Linked DNA regions of Homo sapiens: region 2 is linked to region 1. Evidence: chromatin loops called from intact Hi-C (ENCODE). Cell type or tissue: chondrocyte. All regions are shown on one strand. Each heading gives the region's core, and the rest is flanking DNA. Links, peaks and the distances in the headings are about the cores only. Region 1 overlaps PLXNA4 (plexin A4). Region 2 overlaps PLXNA4 (plexin A4).

Region 1 (8,336 bases), core at 210-8,209:
CCCTTCCTTTCCGTTCCTATTTCCTCAGTTTCTGACACTTTGCTTTTGTCTCTCCTTCTCTCTCCCCAGTGCCCTCACTGGCATCAGATTTGGCACTCCGGTGCTGGCTTTCCAAGCTCTCTTTTGGCCACAGTGTGCACCCAGCTCCCGGTTCCATGGTTTTCTGGCCACCGTAGTGTACCCACATTGCTGTCCCTGGGGCCCAGCTCACCTTATCCATCTTGGTTGGCATCTCTGCCATGCCTGTCCCAGCTGCCCAGGGTGGGAGGCAAGGAGGGCAGAGAGGTAGGTGAACACTCTGTGCATGCTATCCTGTCTCTCCCTGATGTTTAGCAAAATTCAGACTTAGAAGTTCAGATTCCCTCAAGACACAAACCAGTTTGTGGCTTTTCTTAAGTCATGCTGTTTCAAGTCTATCTTAAAGTAGATTCCTGACTACAACTATTGCTTTCTTTGTATAATACTTGCTTCTTTCCAAGGAGCTTGCCATCTGCTATCTCTTTTTAGCCACATAACATCTTTGGGATGAAACGTAGTCAGATGAAAGAACATGAACCCCATCTTGCCTCATTTGGGGACACCAAGGCACACAGACCATGAATGATGTTATCCTAAGTGTGGAACGGTGAGCTCCACTTTGCTCTGACCACCTTCAGCTGCATAAGCTGGCACAGCCTTGACGGGTACAGATGTAGAGAGTTAGAGGATTAGTCTCTTGTGTGGATGAAACACTAGCCTTGCCAGGGATTTACCAAAGTCCCCACTCTAATTTTTCACCCAGGATGAGGAACCCAAGTCCAGAGGCTCAACACCTCTTTCCAGGTCTCTGCTCTGGGGCCACCCTGGGAAGAGACACAGGGCTGAGATCCAAGTTCCCAGTCTGTTCCATCTCTCCCCAGCCCTTCTTTATGCATAAAGGACACTTGTTGGGGAGTCAGTCTGCGCTTCTGGCATCTGGACACATCAGCCTATATCTCTAGGACTCGAGCAGGAAGTATGTTTGCCTCGCCTCGGGCTTCCTGGCCACACAGACCCACGTCCTCATTTAGAATGGTGGCATCATGGAGCCGGCTGAGATCTGCAGTCTTCAGTGTCAGCTGCGGGTCCACAAACTCCTACTGAACACGTACCCATAGCCCCAGGGGAAAAAACAAGGGAGGAAAGAAAATAACCAAGGTGGGGAGGGGGGAGAGATTCTGGAATCTAGACAACATCAAGAGCCCTGTTTCCATGACAACCACTACTTAATACAGTTGCTCAGACTGCAGCCTGTTCTAATCGGCCCCGTGGATGGAGCCTGCAGACCCAGAAATGGCCTCCAGCCACGGGGCTCCCAAGCAGCCTGGAGGACCACCACCATCCTCCAACCACCCCAATCTCCTACAAAGAGAACAGAGGGCAAAGGAGGGGTGAGGCTCACAGGGGAGGTGAGAAAGAACAATGAGGAGTGTTGAAGAAAGTGGAAAGTGAAAGGAAGGAGTCAGAGATACAGCCGGACATCCGGGGGGTTGTCTGTGGATGTTTGCTGGGGCCACCTGTGTTCGGCAACACTTGTCTTTGTGTTGGTGAGCCTGTGAGCACCCATGAGACGCATGACAGGCTGTAGCCAGCGTGAGTGTGACCATCCACAGCACGTCCACTGAGCCCATCTCCCTTCCCCTTCCTACACATTGGAGTACCCGCTTCCTCTCTTCTCTCTTCCCCTACAAAGCTCTAAGCTTTGTAGTCCAAGGATAACCCCTGTGAGGCAAAGGCCAGGGTCAGCAGCCAGCCAGTAGGTACCAGCAGCTTCCAACAATTTCTCAGCAAATTGTTGGGATAGAAAGAACAATAGTACTAATATTCTCTAAATTAGAGGTTTCTGGCTTAGGGGCACCCCCGAACCCTGCTCCTCACAGACTTCTCCAGTTCCCAGAAAATGATGGGTGACTTCTAGGTTTTCTTCCAATCCACATATGAGACCTCAGAGGCTGGCAACTTGTCAAAGTCACCTGCTGGGTCAGGTGTCAGCCTGGAGACTCTGTCCCTGGAAAGCCACACATCTCCCTGCATACTCCAGGCTGCACTCTCCTTCTTCCTGTATTCATCTGGCAATCACCCAAACACGCTGCAAATCAGATGACATATGACATGCTGCACACTCCGTCCAACTCTGAAGGGAGTCCGTCTATGGGGACAATGGGTCTGGTTTATATTTTAAGCAGCTAGAGTGAAAAACGGGGAGTGATGAGGTAAGGCCATGGCAACGAACACCATGCCACTATCCAGGATAATTACTTCGCCCAGCCATCCTGGAGCCAGGCGGCGGAAGCCTTGCCCCATAGATTATGAGCAATGAGACAGGGCCAGCCAGCTTAGGAATTCCCTTCCTCCACCTGCACCTTCACTGCAAATGGAAACACAGCAGAAGGAACCAATGCAGTGGGAGATCCCAATCAAAGCAAGATGACCTGTCCCTCAATTTCCAATCGTTGGAGAAATGCAAAGAAAAGTCCCTATGCATACCCCTCCTCCAAGTTGCTACATGGAAAATCAGAGCTCTGAATTTCGGTGATGGCTGCTGAGCCAAGAGACAAGGAAGACCCAAAATCAGCATAGGACAGAGATAGTGAAAAGGTCAGTGAGCGAGAGAGAGGAAAGGAGAAGCTGAAAGATGTTTGCCGCAAGCTAGGAATGACCTATTAAAATCCCCAGCCACTCCCTCAAGCTGGGATGCGGTCCCTGTTGGTGGCTTCACAGCTGCTATACCCCACTCAATGCAGGCTGCTTCAGGGCTCCAGGACACTTGTACTATTGGCCAGCTCAGATGCCACCCCTGCAGGAGCATGTGGAACCATCTGACTTGGATATGACTGGGCTTTCCTGCTGCAATGCCCTACAGATGCTCCATCGCCATATACACATGCCTTGCTCAGGGATCATGCCCATGTTGACCTTGGCCCCAAAACACGGATGGGAAGGAGCATGCCCAGGGAGCAGCCTTATATTTTCTTTTCCTTTGTTCCCTGAGTCCTCAGATGAAAATGGCTACAAGCTGATGCTCTGGAGAAGAGAATCCAATTCAGTGGCCACACCAACTAATACAGGGCATCCACTTTGCTCTTCAAAGACAATCAGAAGTGCAATAGTCAGAACATGGCGCATAGGAAGATCCTGAAAAGTCCAGGCCTGTGCCAGCTGCCTCCCTTCGTGGTCCTAAGTGCAACCCCTTAAAGTATCCGAAGAAATTGACTCCTGAGGGGCAGAAATCTAGCAAGGAGGGATGTGACCACACGTGTGTGTGCATGTTTGCATGCAAGCACGTGCACAGACACACACATTCTTACAAATGAAACTGCAATCACTGGTGATGTGTGGGTGTATGTGTGAGAGTTAGGGGGTTGTGCATGTGACTATGTGAAGCTCGGGATCACAAATGGAAGGAGAGCTGCATCTGAGGAAAAAAAAGAAAAAAAAAAAAAAAACAGAAAAAGCCACCAGCCCTGTACCCTCCGCACCAAGAGATCCTTAGCTTGTTGCACTCTCATTGGCCTCTTCAGCCTCTCCTATTTTCAGTGAAACTCTCCTTTGTTTCTCCCACCCCAGGTTGGCCCCAGACCACTAAATACACACCACCTGAAGATACAGCAAAACCCAGAAGTGGTGACCACAGCAACATGAGTACACACACTGCAGACTGTCAGCAGCAGGAGGGTCATGTGATTGCAGAGGGCAGCCTGACAAGCCCATGTGATTCCCTCCACATTAAGTGGAAAACACTGTCTCCACTGAGAAAGAGAGGTGAAGAGGTGGGAGGAGTGAAAAGTGAAATTAACTTGAGCCAAGATTACGCCCATGGGTTCTGTGGAGGCCAGGCCGGAAGGAAAGTCAAGAGGAGGGGCAGGAACTGCATCCAGCGTGTGGTTGTGTACGGTTGTGGTTCTGGGAGGATGGAGCTTTTGAGAAGTGTGTCTCTGGTACACCCTATGCAGGAAAACCTCAGCACGACTTACAGGTGTATAAGCATGTGTGTGGGTTTGCACGCAGCATGCCAAAAGCATATTTATAAATTGGGTTAAAGGTTGGTTAGGACCACAGATTCTGGTTAAAATACCAGCTTTAGAGTATATGACCACTTAGAGCTTCAGTGTCCTCATCTATGAGGTGTAGATAACAGTAAGTAACTATCATAGGGTTGCTTTGATGACATAATCCATGATAAAGCACGGGACATAGGGCCTGGCATGTAGTAAGTGCTCAATAAATACTAATTTGGTTTATTATTATTTGATGTTCCCCATGATCTCAGGTCTAAAATGACATAGCAAAAATAGGGTAGGTAGATACATAACATTATTATTTGCAAGAAAGCCACAGTTCATATTACCCAGTTAAACAGGGAATGGCTAACTTCTCAACCACACACTGAATATCAAGATAGGATGATAATTCTAACTGGATAATCTCAGTATTAGTCTAACATATATTTAAAAGTATCCCATAGTGTCATTGTAAAGCAAGGACTTTGATATTAGACTATGGGAGTATTCTATTTTTGCCACTTGCTGGTAATTAGGCTGGCTTAGCCTAATGCCCTGCACATATTAACACCTCAATAGCTGTTTTTAAAAATTACAGCTCTGTGGAGTTTTAGATGTGCTTAATATTGACAATTCTGTTCTTGGTCTAATAGCTTTTTTTTTCAATCATCCTTATAGCTGATTGTCAACATATCAAAACAAAAAGATTTATTCCATATCAACTGCCCACTGCTAGACAGTAAGTCATCGATGGACTTTCACAGGTTTATATGAAACATATGGATGTATTAATTCTTCAACCCACATTGAGATGAACTGTCACGTCCCTTTTAAACTCCATCACAGGCAGCAAGTATTAACCTGCAATTATTACCGTGTATAACGTGCTTTACAATTGGCAAGAACGTCAACAGTCCCTGGTTCATTCAGCAGCCCTGGTATCATTCACAAACTGCAGTTCTCTTTTTTTTCCTCAGGCCTGGAGGGAATTGAGAAGCAGAAAATAATCTCAGGCAGATCCAGCTGCCCTGACACTTGCAGTGCAGCTGGCAGGTGCCGGAGCTTCAGACACGTGGCCCACAGGTGCAACAAACCCACCTTGCTTGGGCTCTGCAACCATAGAGTCCCGCCCCGGCCAATGAAGCCATCCCTGGGGGTCTCTGAAAATTCTCCAGGCTATCTGCAAACTGGTCTCTCAGAATGTGTGGCCAGCTACACTTTAGAATACATGAACAAGCAATTTACTTGGTGATTCACATTGTACATACATGTATACACACAGGTACACATGGATATACAAATACACAATATATCCATACATACATGTGCATGCATATACACACATATGCATATATATACATACGCATACACACATACACATACAATGTGTATATCCATGCATAGCTACCCTTCCCAGTCACCTTGGGTGACACATTTTGCTGGGGATCTTTGTGGGAGAAGGAGGGGCATTTTCTGCTGCTCAAATAGCTTTTGGAACCAAAACATTTGCAAACCACTTGTTTAGGGGGCAAGACCTGAACTCAAGGAGCAAGACCTGAACTCAGAGGTTCGCACAACAGGTGACCAACCAAAGTTTGCGGTCCTAATTATTTCTACTCTCTTTTCCCTTTCCCTAAAGGCCCTAGGACAGTTTCCTCTGCACCCATGGTCCTCTAGGCCCTGCTGAGTAGGGCACTACTAGAGAGAGAAGCACCTGGTTCCTGACCTCAAAAATTCCCAGTGGTGAATGAGCAGTGTGGCACTTTGTAAAGCTTTATGGAATTAGGATAAATGCTTCTGGCTATTGGAAAACCTTATTTCACATGTGCACACATGTGTGCATGTGCATGTGTGAGTGTGTGTGTGTGTGTATGTGTGTGTGTGTGATCTGTGTGGGCTTGTGCCATGCTGCCATAAAACACAAATTTATCTTCATAATAGGGTCAATTACATTCTCCGATTTCCCCACAAGTGAGGCAACAAAAACAAATTTTGAGCTTCAACCTGCAGGAGAATGCCAGGATCTCTGTGTTGAAAAAGGGAGCCTTGGTTTACCCTCCCCCTGCCTTGCACAGACATATGTTGCACAGACAAACACCTGGAAGGTGCTTCTCAATTCTTTGAGGTTGCTGCCTCTCACATGCAGCTGTCAAATCACACCCCATCAACATGACACAGCAAATAACACTACGACACGCAACCAGCAACTTTTGAAAGTATACTCTCCCCACACCCAGCCCCGTCTGCCTTCTCCAGCGTGGGCTGCTGTCTTCAAACTAACCATCCTGAAACTGCTTTAAAGAGCCTGACAGGTAATTTATTCTGTGGCAGAGGATAGCAATTTCATTGTCCAGAGGCAAGAGATCCAACTATATCAGAAAATCCGTACTCTCAAGGAACACAGGTTTAATATGATAACGATTCTAAGGGTGTGTGTTCATAATTCTTCCTGTTCTTTCCTCCCCTTCCCTAAAGCTGCTAGTGAATGCTTTTGCAGTTTTTTTTAAGGGCCCTCCAAAGAACTGACATAAAATAAATCAAATATTTTACCACGAAAGGTGATTATCAAACACTTATTTGTGAAAAGAGTCAACCAGAAGGGGTCAAGGCCTAGCTGCTGTTATGGGATTTTTGCCCACAAGTAAAATGTTTTTAAAAATTGCATCTGACTCTCTTGGCAGAAAACCTGCTGGGATCTATAAGGTTTCACTTGGGCACCTGGTAGAGAAGGGGATGAAGAGCAAAAAAGGTTGGTGAACAGGACAACATCCGCTTCTAGAAGCAAAGTCAAGGCCGCTATGCACTTATTTTTCCAAAATAATATGATAGTTATTTTCACATTTTATTTGCTAAAATCCATGCAAAGTAAGTATTATTATTTCCATTTTACATATGAAAAAACCAAGGCTTAGGATATTGAAGACTCAGCTTCCTCAAATATAATATAGGAACAGTAGACCCTGGGTCCCTCCCAATGGTAAATCACAACTTTGCATGGTGAGCTCCCATCAGAAATAGAACTAGAACTGAAGTCTCCTAACTCTTAGTCTCTGCCTGCTAGCTCCCACCCCATGTGACTGCATCAGATCTGCATTGCAACAAAAGGTAAATTCGATGGGTAGGTGATTTTTAAACTCGCCTTTGTCAACGAACTTGTCATAAGATCTTGGACAAGATGCTTCCCTTTTTAGTATTTTGGAAGATTGACCAGTAAGGGGAGGCTGATAGCTCCTCAGATCATCGTGAGTTCTTTCTGGGTGGCAGTGTCCAGCACAGTGCCTGGAGTACAATATATCCTCCATAAATGCTCACTGCATTGAATTGAGAATAACAACAAAATTCTCTTAACCCCCACTGATGTTCCCTAGCTAGGAGCACGTTGCGCTCCGAAGCACAGGACATTGCCCACAGATCCCAAGGCTATAGGACTTAGCATTTCCATGGGCTCATTGCACTAAGCTCAGTGTTTTTAGGTAGTAATGAATGGAATTCTTTTTTAAACCCTGCATTCGGAGTCTATTTCATGCCTTTTTACATTTCACATTATATTTATATTTTTAAAAATCATTACCTATTTTACATTACACATTTTAAAAACCTATTCAGTCAAATAATAATCCTATTCCTTGGCTGCCAGTCAGGGAAATGAAGGTCTCACAAACAGTGATTTGCCCAAGGCCAGCAAAGACTGAATATCAGAGAAGGATGATCCCAAAGGTAGACTCAGCTTAATGAGGCCAGAGGTCTGTTGGGGCTTCACTTTGGAGAAGTCCTTCAGGGTAAGGAGTGCCAACTGCTTTGTGAAGTGGCATGCCACCAATGCTCGGTCAAAATCACATGCAAGAGTGACACTCCTGACCTCAAATCACCAGTTGATCAGAGTCAGGGGCAAGACAAGGGCACAGATCTTCTGAGGCTGGAGAACCACGTGCTCACCCTATCTGGGAGGAGCCCCAAGCCCTTAATGATCTCACGTGGCCTTCAGGGACACCCAGGCACTCCAGAGACAAAAAGAGAAGACAGATCCAGATCTGAAAGAGCAGAGAATGAGTTGTCAGTCAGGGACAAAGAGTGGGAGATTAAGGGAACATGCTAAGTGTCACTAGCCTGGATTCTTGTGTCAGGGCCACAGAGGTCCCTGATGCCAAAAGCTGGGATAAGCCTGTGGGTTGCATATAAGTTGCGTATGAAGTTACTGCTTGATGCCAGCAAGCACTGAAACAAGAAAGAGAAGCCTGTAAAGATGGAAATGAGGCAACTCCCAACCCCCATCCCACTTTCAGAAGTTTTAACAGATGTCCTTTCCACTCCCTTTTT
Region 2 (8,336 bases), core at 282-8,281, 51 kb before region 1:
TGAACTTTTTTGCGTGTCTATGTCTTAGTGTCTTATCCTTATATAGGAATACAAGTTCTTATGGGCAACGATTTTCCTTTGTACTTCTTCTGTATCATCTTTAGTTCAAAGCAGGGTGCATCCTTTGTAGGAAACCCTTAATACATTCCTGTTGGCAGTCAGGTTTATCCCAGCAGTGGGGAAAGGCTCATATTGATCCCTCCATCCATGCTCCCTCTCTCTGAAGCCCACTCATGGCATGTGTTGTGAGATGGCCAAGCCACCAAGCAAACCATACAGCCCACTTGAAAAAAGACCCCCTCGAGAAAAGACCCCCTCACTGCTGAGTTAATTAGCTGGCTGGCTGCACACACCAGGATTGGACATGGATATTTCAAAGCATCTTCACCCTCAGACTTAAATGCTACCTAAAGCATTCCCTGGGATTCTATTTTTCAAAATTTATTTTTTCCAAAGTAAAAGTAATAAATGCTCATTAAAGAAAATTAAGAAAAAATGTAAATAAATAGAAAACAATAAATAAACCACACCTCATCCCATTTTCCAAGCACAACTACTGTTAGCATTTTGATGGTTCTCTTTCCAGTTTTTATTTTATTCATTGTATCATGCTTTCTAATTGTCTCATGCTTTTTCACTGAATGTTATCACACAAGAATCAGTTACAAGATTGGCCTTTATAAACTAAGTTTTCAATGACTACATAAATATACCAAATCTACCTAACCATTCTCCTATAAATGAGTGTATATATCAATTCCAATTTTTGATAGACTAAATAAATGCTGAAATGTGTATCTTGGTGATTATTACCCTTGAAACAAATTAGAATTGATTCTTTAAAAAATTGTCACCAGTTCAAAGGATTTGACTATTTTCAAGTTTCTTCCTAAATATTTACACATTGTTTTGCAGGAGTGTTGGACCAGTTAGAATTCCCAACAGCCATGCTTCAATGCACACAGAGCCAGTTTCACATGGAACTCCTGGGACGTATTTCTGAACAACTGTTTATAATGCTTTTCAACTCTTTCAAAGTCCTTGCTTTACCCATCCCTATGCAGGTGCACATGGCCTGTTACAAACCTCTGCCTCCAGAATATGGACAGTGAGACACAGAGGGGTTGCCTGCTCTCACTAAATCTCCAGCTTTGGGACTCACTTTCAGTGCAAGCACACAGATGAAGGTTCTCAAGAGCCCTCCTGATTCATTCCCTCCCACAGGCCAGGAACCTGTGGCACACCCTAAAGAGAATTACACTGTTGTGTATCCTCCAGGAACTATACGAGGTTTAGTGTGGTGGTTCTTAGCAACAGAACAAATCTACAGCACTTTCACTTGTTTTCAAGTAACCAGATTAGCACCAGTCGCTAATTTTACATCTTGCCTTCATACACTCTTGACTACACTTTATTTCCCAGTAAGCTAGTAGAAATGATAGGAGCACATGACACCAAGTGTTTCCACTTCCTTCGCCACTCACCTCCTCCTCCCCACCGGCTCTATGGGGGAATTATGGAATTGTGCTGGATAGTGGCCATGCAGGAGACACTGCTCACGCTTTGTTGTAACCATAGTCTTAAGGAAAGGAGACTGGACAACACCAATTAACTTTTTTTGGGTGCTCTCCTGGACCAGATGCCAACAGAGCTTTTGCACATATGATCAGCTCATCAGGCACTGTTGGCTTCCTTTTCTCTTTCCCGCAGAGGCTGGGATGGTTCTGAGCACTGAGTTAATTACATGATGCTGCAGTACGGTGGGCTCCATCCTCTCTGCCCTGTGTATGCACACACACCTTTAAACACAGATAAGCATACACACACACACACACACACACACACACACACACACACACACACACTGGCCAGGCGACTTGGCTGCAGAAGTGGACAGATGAGCATAAGGTTATCCTACCATATATCAGGCCCAAGAGATAACTATATTCCGATGGGAGAATCAGTTAGTTTCACTGACATATACAAGTGATAACACCACAAGAGTCAAACATGCCTACACTCCATTGTCCAAAATTACCCATGGGACGCTTGGGGCAGAGAAAAGAGACCAACTACCTAGCCAAGCTAAGCAGAGACACATTCTCCAAAGTCTTTTTTCCCTAAGGACTTGGGGTGGCAGGACATGAGCTATGATGTATGGCTGGGGTCACAGGGAGGTAGATGTGTCTCATCTGTTTCCATTTTCCAATATCCAAGGCTGACAACACACTAAATAAGCCTACACAGCTCTGAAGTTTTTCTCAGTTTGATGAACAGCTGGAGAACAGGAGTTCCAGAGTCACTGTTGCTCTGTGGGATCGGGGTCCCGTCTGTAGCTCAAGGGTAGGGCAGAGGCTGGTACCAGGCATCTGGAAAAGATGAAACCTTAGCAGACTTAGACCATGGTGCACAAGATATGCCCATAAGCCTCCTTATTCCCCTCCTCCTTTCTGTTTACAGTAAATATGTATTACAGTTCTGAAATACAGTAAATATGTATTACAAAATGTATTAAGAGCCTCAATATCTATGGAGCAGAACTAACAAGGCCACAGTTGAAGTCCAAATCCTGGGTCAACCAAACAACTTTACTTTTGTTCCCTGGCCACGGATGTTACACCCGGCCCCAGGCACCTGACTCAGCAAGCTGTATGATGGCACGTGTCTTAGACAGCAAGGGGAATGATCAGGACAGGATGCCTCACCTATGTCCCTGAAAGAACAACCTCAAAGCCCCATCTTACCAAGTATCACTTTTTATCCAAAGGTGAGCATGCAAGTGCATGCGCGCACACACACGCGTGCGCATGCACACATGGATGCACACACACACACACATTCTCAGTGACAAGTCCTCCTGTGGCCAACCTTGCCCCTCACTAATAATTTGCACAAATTAAAAGATAAAGCAGCTTAGGGTCATTCAATAAATCATAAGCACAAATCAAAATCTATCCACTCAATTAAATCTGAACCTAGCTGGAATCACATCGTTTTTGAACGCTGAAGTGGCTAATTTCCGAAGGATGTAAGAAGATCATTCAACACATGGTTATTCAATATCAGCCCCTTTTCTCTGTGATTTTTAAACTTAATTAGCATTTAGTAAAGATGGCATGATGTTCCATAGAGCAGCGATCTTTGAGGGATTACCTCCAGCTCAGAAGGGGGGAATATAAAACCAATCAGTCCATTGATAGAGGGGCCCCGTGAGCTGCCCAGCATTGAAACAAGCACCAGAGGTGGGAAATGGAAGAAAAAGAATGAGTTTGAAAGGAATCCTGCCAGCCCTGTGTCCCCAGAGTCATCCCCACCAGTCCTGGCCCACAGTGGTCCAAGAACAACAAAGACAGCCTCTGCAGGGAGAACACCGGGCTGTGTTTGCATCTCTGACCACTCCCCCAGCAGTCTGGATCCTGCCAAATGACCGCTGGTCAAACACGGGCGGGCTCCAGCTGGTCTCATTCCTGTTATGACTGCACTTGGGTTCATTAACACCCAGCCCTCCCCTGTGGGCATGCAAGGCAGGAAGCCTTCTCACTGGCTTGTTTTGCAGCCTAGCTTTTTCTTTCTCAGAAGTGGGGCAGGTGGTACTACATTCGAGTAAAATCATGCTTAGTGGGGAAGGGAACAGGCTGCCCAGGCTTGGGGTGGACACCTCTGGGGCCACATGCTCAGAGGCTCTCTGGCTGCCTCTCTCGTTAGTCAGCCTTTCCTGGCATACCCCCGGTACGTTAAACCGTCGTCTGAAATACCCAGCATTCTGCCGTGGAAAGAAAACATTGAGCTCGGAAAACAGGTGGGATGAGGATATTCCAGGGACCTGGCTCGAGAGCCTCAGCAGGGATCATGTTCCCCAGGGTTGTCCCCAAAGACGGGACACTTTTGTGCACAAGCTGCAGAGCATCAGAAAATCTTGGGGACTGCAAAGCACATCACATGTCTTATAGGCCAGAGCTTCTCAAATTGTTTTGAAGGGCCATTCTGTAAAATTTCCCATCTACTGTAGATGGATACTTTTGTCAAATACTAGAAGAACAAATTACTAGAAGAGTGAAACTTGAAGCTGCAAAATACAAATGCATTGAGTATGTGCTGGGATGTTGCATCAATATCAAGTTGCTGTATACATTTCTAAATGCTCACTCTCAATGTCTGTACCTATCTCAGCACAGGCCACTAACAACTCGTTCACAGAGTATATGCTGAATTGCGCTGGTCTAGATCCTTGCCACTCAATGTGTGGTTCAAGGACCAAGATCATCATCATTACCTGTGAACTTGCAAGAAATGCAGAATCTCAGGCTCCACCTCACACCTATTGAATAAGAATCTGCCTTTGCATAAAATTCCCAGGCAATTTGTATGCATGTGAAAGTTTGAGATGTGCTAGAATAGACCAGGCTTCTGAGCTAATAGATTATAAATGTTTTCTTTCCACTCAACCTTCACGATGTCTTTGAGTAAAGGAGATACTCAACGTTGAAGTGCCTTAACTAAGTTGGAGAGCAGAGGGGGATGTAAAAATTGGCAGGGTCTGCAGGCTGAAATGTTTTATGGGAGTTGAGTAACTGGCAAGAATGAAGAAGAAAAGCTGAGAAAACTGAATAGCCCATCTGTCGCCAGGTAACTCTATGGTTCAGAAGCCACCAGAGAATTACGGCACTCACTTGCCAGATCCAAAGGAAGCCCAGGAGAGTGAGCACAAAGGGTGAGAGACATTTATGAATCCAGTATTGGGAAATGGGCATTGCACCAGGATGAAGCAGAGAGCCCAAGGTCAGGGTGCTGGAGGAGACAACTTGATTCTGTAATGGAGATTGTGGGCGGCCCACGCAGAGACAGCAGGATGTTTATTTAGATCTTGTCTACTTAGCTGGTTGACTGGCTGCAAGTTTGATTATCATTCACCAGGTCTCTATGCCCTCAGCCGGAACCATGTTCCTAATCTGCTTGGCCATTAAGGGCTCTCTGAACCCTGCTCTGTCTCCAGCATAGAGCCAGAGAGGCTGGAAGCTCCCCGGGGTCTCTTTCTGCACCTCCCTCCCGCGGCATGTCTCTGCTTCTGTCTGGGACTGCAGGCCAGCTTCAATCAATTCCCACCGACCAGCAGCCCAGATCTTAATTAAAACATTCAACCTGCACACAAGTGAGGAGAGTAGTCACAGCCCCCTCAGTCCAGCTGAAAGGAAATCACAAGGAATATGTACAGATTCATAAGAGACTTCTATCTCAGGGTGCAGGTGGGGTACAGCCAATCCCTGGTTCCCTTTTCGGAGCACTCCCATACACCTGTCCTCCCTATTCCTGTCTCACCTGCACTGTGACTGTCACTTCGATCCGACTTCCATAGGAGTTCTCTCCCCTTCTGCCCCAAATCACTAAAACACAGAGCTGGGGAGACCCTGGAAACTGAGGACCCCCAATGTTAAGTATCTTGCCCAAAGTCACCCAGCCACATTGTGTCCCTGCCTGAGAGTAACAAGAAAATGCATGATTTGTAAGTCAATCATTCATATTAGTCCCAGTCACCAGATATTCCACCACGATGATAATTTTGTACTTATTATTGTATTGTAATAGTCTACCCTAACTAACAATTTTGGTTCAGAAAAAAAAAGGTCTCCTTATTAATGTCTTTTCTGTGTCCTGACCATGTATTTTTAGCAATCCAACTAAGGGGTTCCAGCTGTTAAACTCTTTGAAGGATAAGTACGTATGAAGAGTTTCACCCAATTACTTCTCCCAGGGGTCCTAAGAGGCTTTGGGGCCTTAAGTTGGGACTACATTGGCTTCAAGGGTGGATAAGACAGAAACTGTCTCAACCTTTGGGTTGTAGAATTCAGGGTGGGATGAGCTCAAGCCTGGGGCTCATGCCAGCCCTCCCTTCCAATTCTACAAGATTCTAGGAAGCATTAGCCTTCATTATTCTATTCCTCAAAGCAGGGCTTCTTTCTGGCAAGTCCCATAACATGAGAGGAGCCTGAATCCCACAAGCCATGACTGGCAGCTCAGAGCAGAGGCGTGTCCTTCACACAGCTCTGGCTGGAAGAGACAACATTCTCAAAAGAAAAGGGCCCCACTGATGACCAGTGATGATGAGCTTTTTTTCATATGTTTGTTGGATGCATAAATGTTTTCTTTTGAGAAGTATCTGTTCATATCCTTTGCCCACTTTTTGATTGGGTTGTTTTTTTTCTTGTAAATCTGTGTAAGTTCTTGTAGATTCTGGATACTAGCCCTTTGTCAGATGGATAGATTGCAAATATTTTCTCCCATTCTGTAGGTTCCTGTTCACTCTGATGATAGTTTCCTTTGCTGTGCAGAAGCTCTTTGGTTTAATCAGATCCTATTTGTTGTCTATTTTGGCTTTTGTTGCCATTGCTTTTGGTGTTTTAGTCATGAAGTCTTTGCCCATGCCAATGTCCTGAATGGTATTGCCTAGGTTTTCTTCTAGGGTTTTCATGGTTTTAGGTCTTACATTTAAGTCTTGAATCCATCTTGAGTTAATTTTTGTATAAGGTGTAAGGAAGGGATCTAGTTTCAGCTTTCTGCATATGGCTAGCCAGTTTTCCCAACACCATTTATTAAATGGGGAATCCTTTCCCTATTGCTTGTTTTTGTCAGGTTTGTCAAAGATCAGATGGTTGTAGATGTGTGGAATTGTTTCTGAGGCTTCTGTTCTGTTCCATTGGTCTAGATATCTGTTTTGGTACTGGTACGATGCTGTTTTTGTTACTATAGCCTTGTAGTATAGTTTGAAGTCAGGTAGTGTGATGCCTCCAGCTTTGTTCTTTCTGCTTAGGATTGTCTTGGCTATGTGGGCTCTTTTTTGATTCCATAAGAAATTTGAAGTAGTTTTTTTTCCAATTCTGTGAAGAAAGTCAATGGCAGCCTGATCAGGATAGCATTAAATCTATAACTTACTTTGGGCAGTAAGATACCATCTCACACCAGTTAGATTGGTGATAATTAAAAAGTCAGGACACAACAGATGCCAGAGAGGATGTGGAGAAATAGGAATGCTTTTACACTGTTGGTGGGAGTGTAAATTAGTTCAACCATTGTGAAAGACAGTGTGGAGATTCCTCAAGGTTCTAGAACTAGAAATACCATTTGACCCAGCAATCCCATCACTGGGTATATACCCAAAGTATTATAAATAATTCTACTATAAAGACACATGCATATGTATGTTTACTGTGGCACTGTCCACAATAGCAAAGACTTGGAACTAACCCAAATGCCCATCAATGATAGACTGGACAAAGAAAATGTGGCCCATACATACCATGGAATACTATGCAGCCATAAAAAAGGATGAGTTCCTATCCATTGCAGGGACATGGATGATGCTGGAAACCATCATTCTCAGCAAACTAACACAGGAACAGAAAACCAAACACTGCACGTTCTCACTCCTAAGTGGGAGTTGAACAATGAGAACACATGGACACAGGGAGGGTAACATCACACACTGGGGCCTGTCGGGGGGTCGGGGGCTAGGGAAGGGATAGCGTTAGGGGAAAACCTAATGTAGATGACCGGTTGATGAGTGCAGCAAACCACCATGGCACATGTATACCTATGTAACAAACCTGCACGTTCTGCATATATACCCCAGAACTTAAAGTATAAAAAATAAAAAATAATAACAATAAAAAAGAAAAGGCCCCCACTGAAAACACAGCCATCATTAACTTCTCTGTCTGGCAAAGCAAGCCCCAGGATGTGCCACATCATGGCCCCCGCTTCTTCTCTGCCCCATGAGTCCCAGCCCCCTTCTGCCCACCAACCACTCTCCTTCTTGTTTCCTGAGACACACCCAGCCCCACCCTGCCTTTCAGCAGGCACTTGCACTCCTTGAAAGTCCCAAGGAGCTTGTACTTCCTCACATTGGTTGGGCATGAGCTGGGCTAAGGCCTTTCTGTTCTCCTTTTGTGCTTCTAATGTTGAAAAATGATGTCTGTAATAAGACAGTAAATTCTTTGCTGGTGACTCAAAAGCCGGTAAGCAGAGAAGGCAGTGGATGGGAAGGAACGCAGAGGGCAAACTCTAGTTACTTCTCCCCATACCACAGCATCACAGTCTTAGGGAGTTTCCCTTTTGCCCCATCCCTTTCGAGTAAAGCAAAGGGATGATGGAATCTAGTTTCTGCTTCCCCTCAATGCCAGTTAGCATTAGTGGAAAGGAGAGTCTGTGCCCAGCCAGGAGGACGGAAGGGTACCAGCAGCTGGCAGGAGCAGGTATGTGCACGTGTGTGCATGAGTGTGTGTGGCCATGCTGCAAGGTGGCATCAGGTAGGTGACATGGGAAATGCAATGCCCAGCATCAGT

The links. Hi-C counts contacts between places; a loop is a spot of excess contacts. Peaks named below come from ENCODE experiments on the same cell type or tissue, not always from the same donor. Only the 100,000 strongest peaks of a DNase experiment are listed, where the experiment ranks them.
Region 2: it touches region 1 in a loop (4-fold over the local background); 4 of 110 quality-filtered maps call a loop at or near these places.

The regions. Positions count from the first base shown.
Region 1 is chr7:132,434,122-132,442,457 of GRCh38, forward strand. The region is part of intron 3 of PLXNA4 (plexin A4); the gene reads right to left. Among named protein-coding and RNA genes, the nearest start is that of PLXNA4-AS1, 86 kb to the left of the region's middle. In chondrocyte, for the core only: no CTCF peak of the experiment used is centred there; no DNase peak of the experiment used is centred there.
Region 2 is chr7:132,382,927-132,391,262 of GRCh38, forward strand. The region is part of intron 3 of PLXNA4 (plexin A4); the gene reads right to left. Among named protein-coding and RNA genes, the nearest start is that of PLXNA4-AS1, 35 kb to the left of the region's middle. In chondrocyte, for the core only: no CTCF peak of the experiment used is centred there; a DNase peak (open chromatin) is centred at 3,442.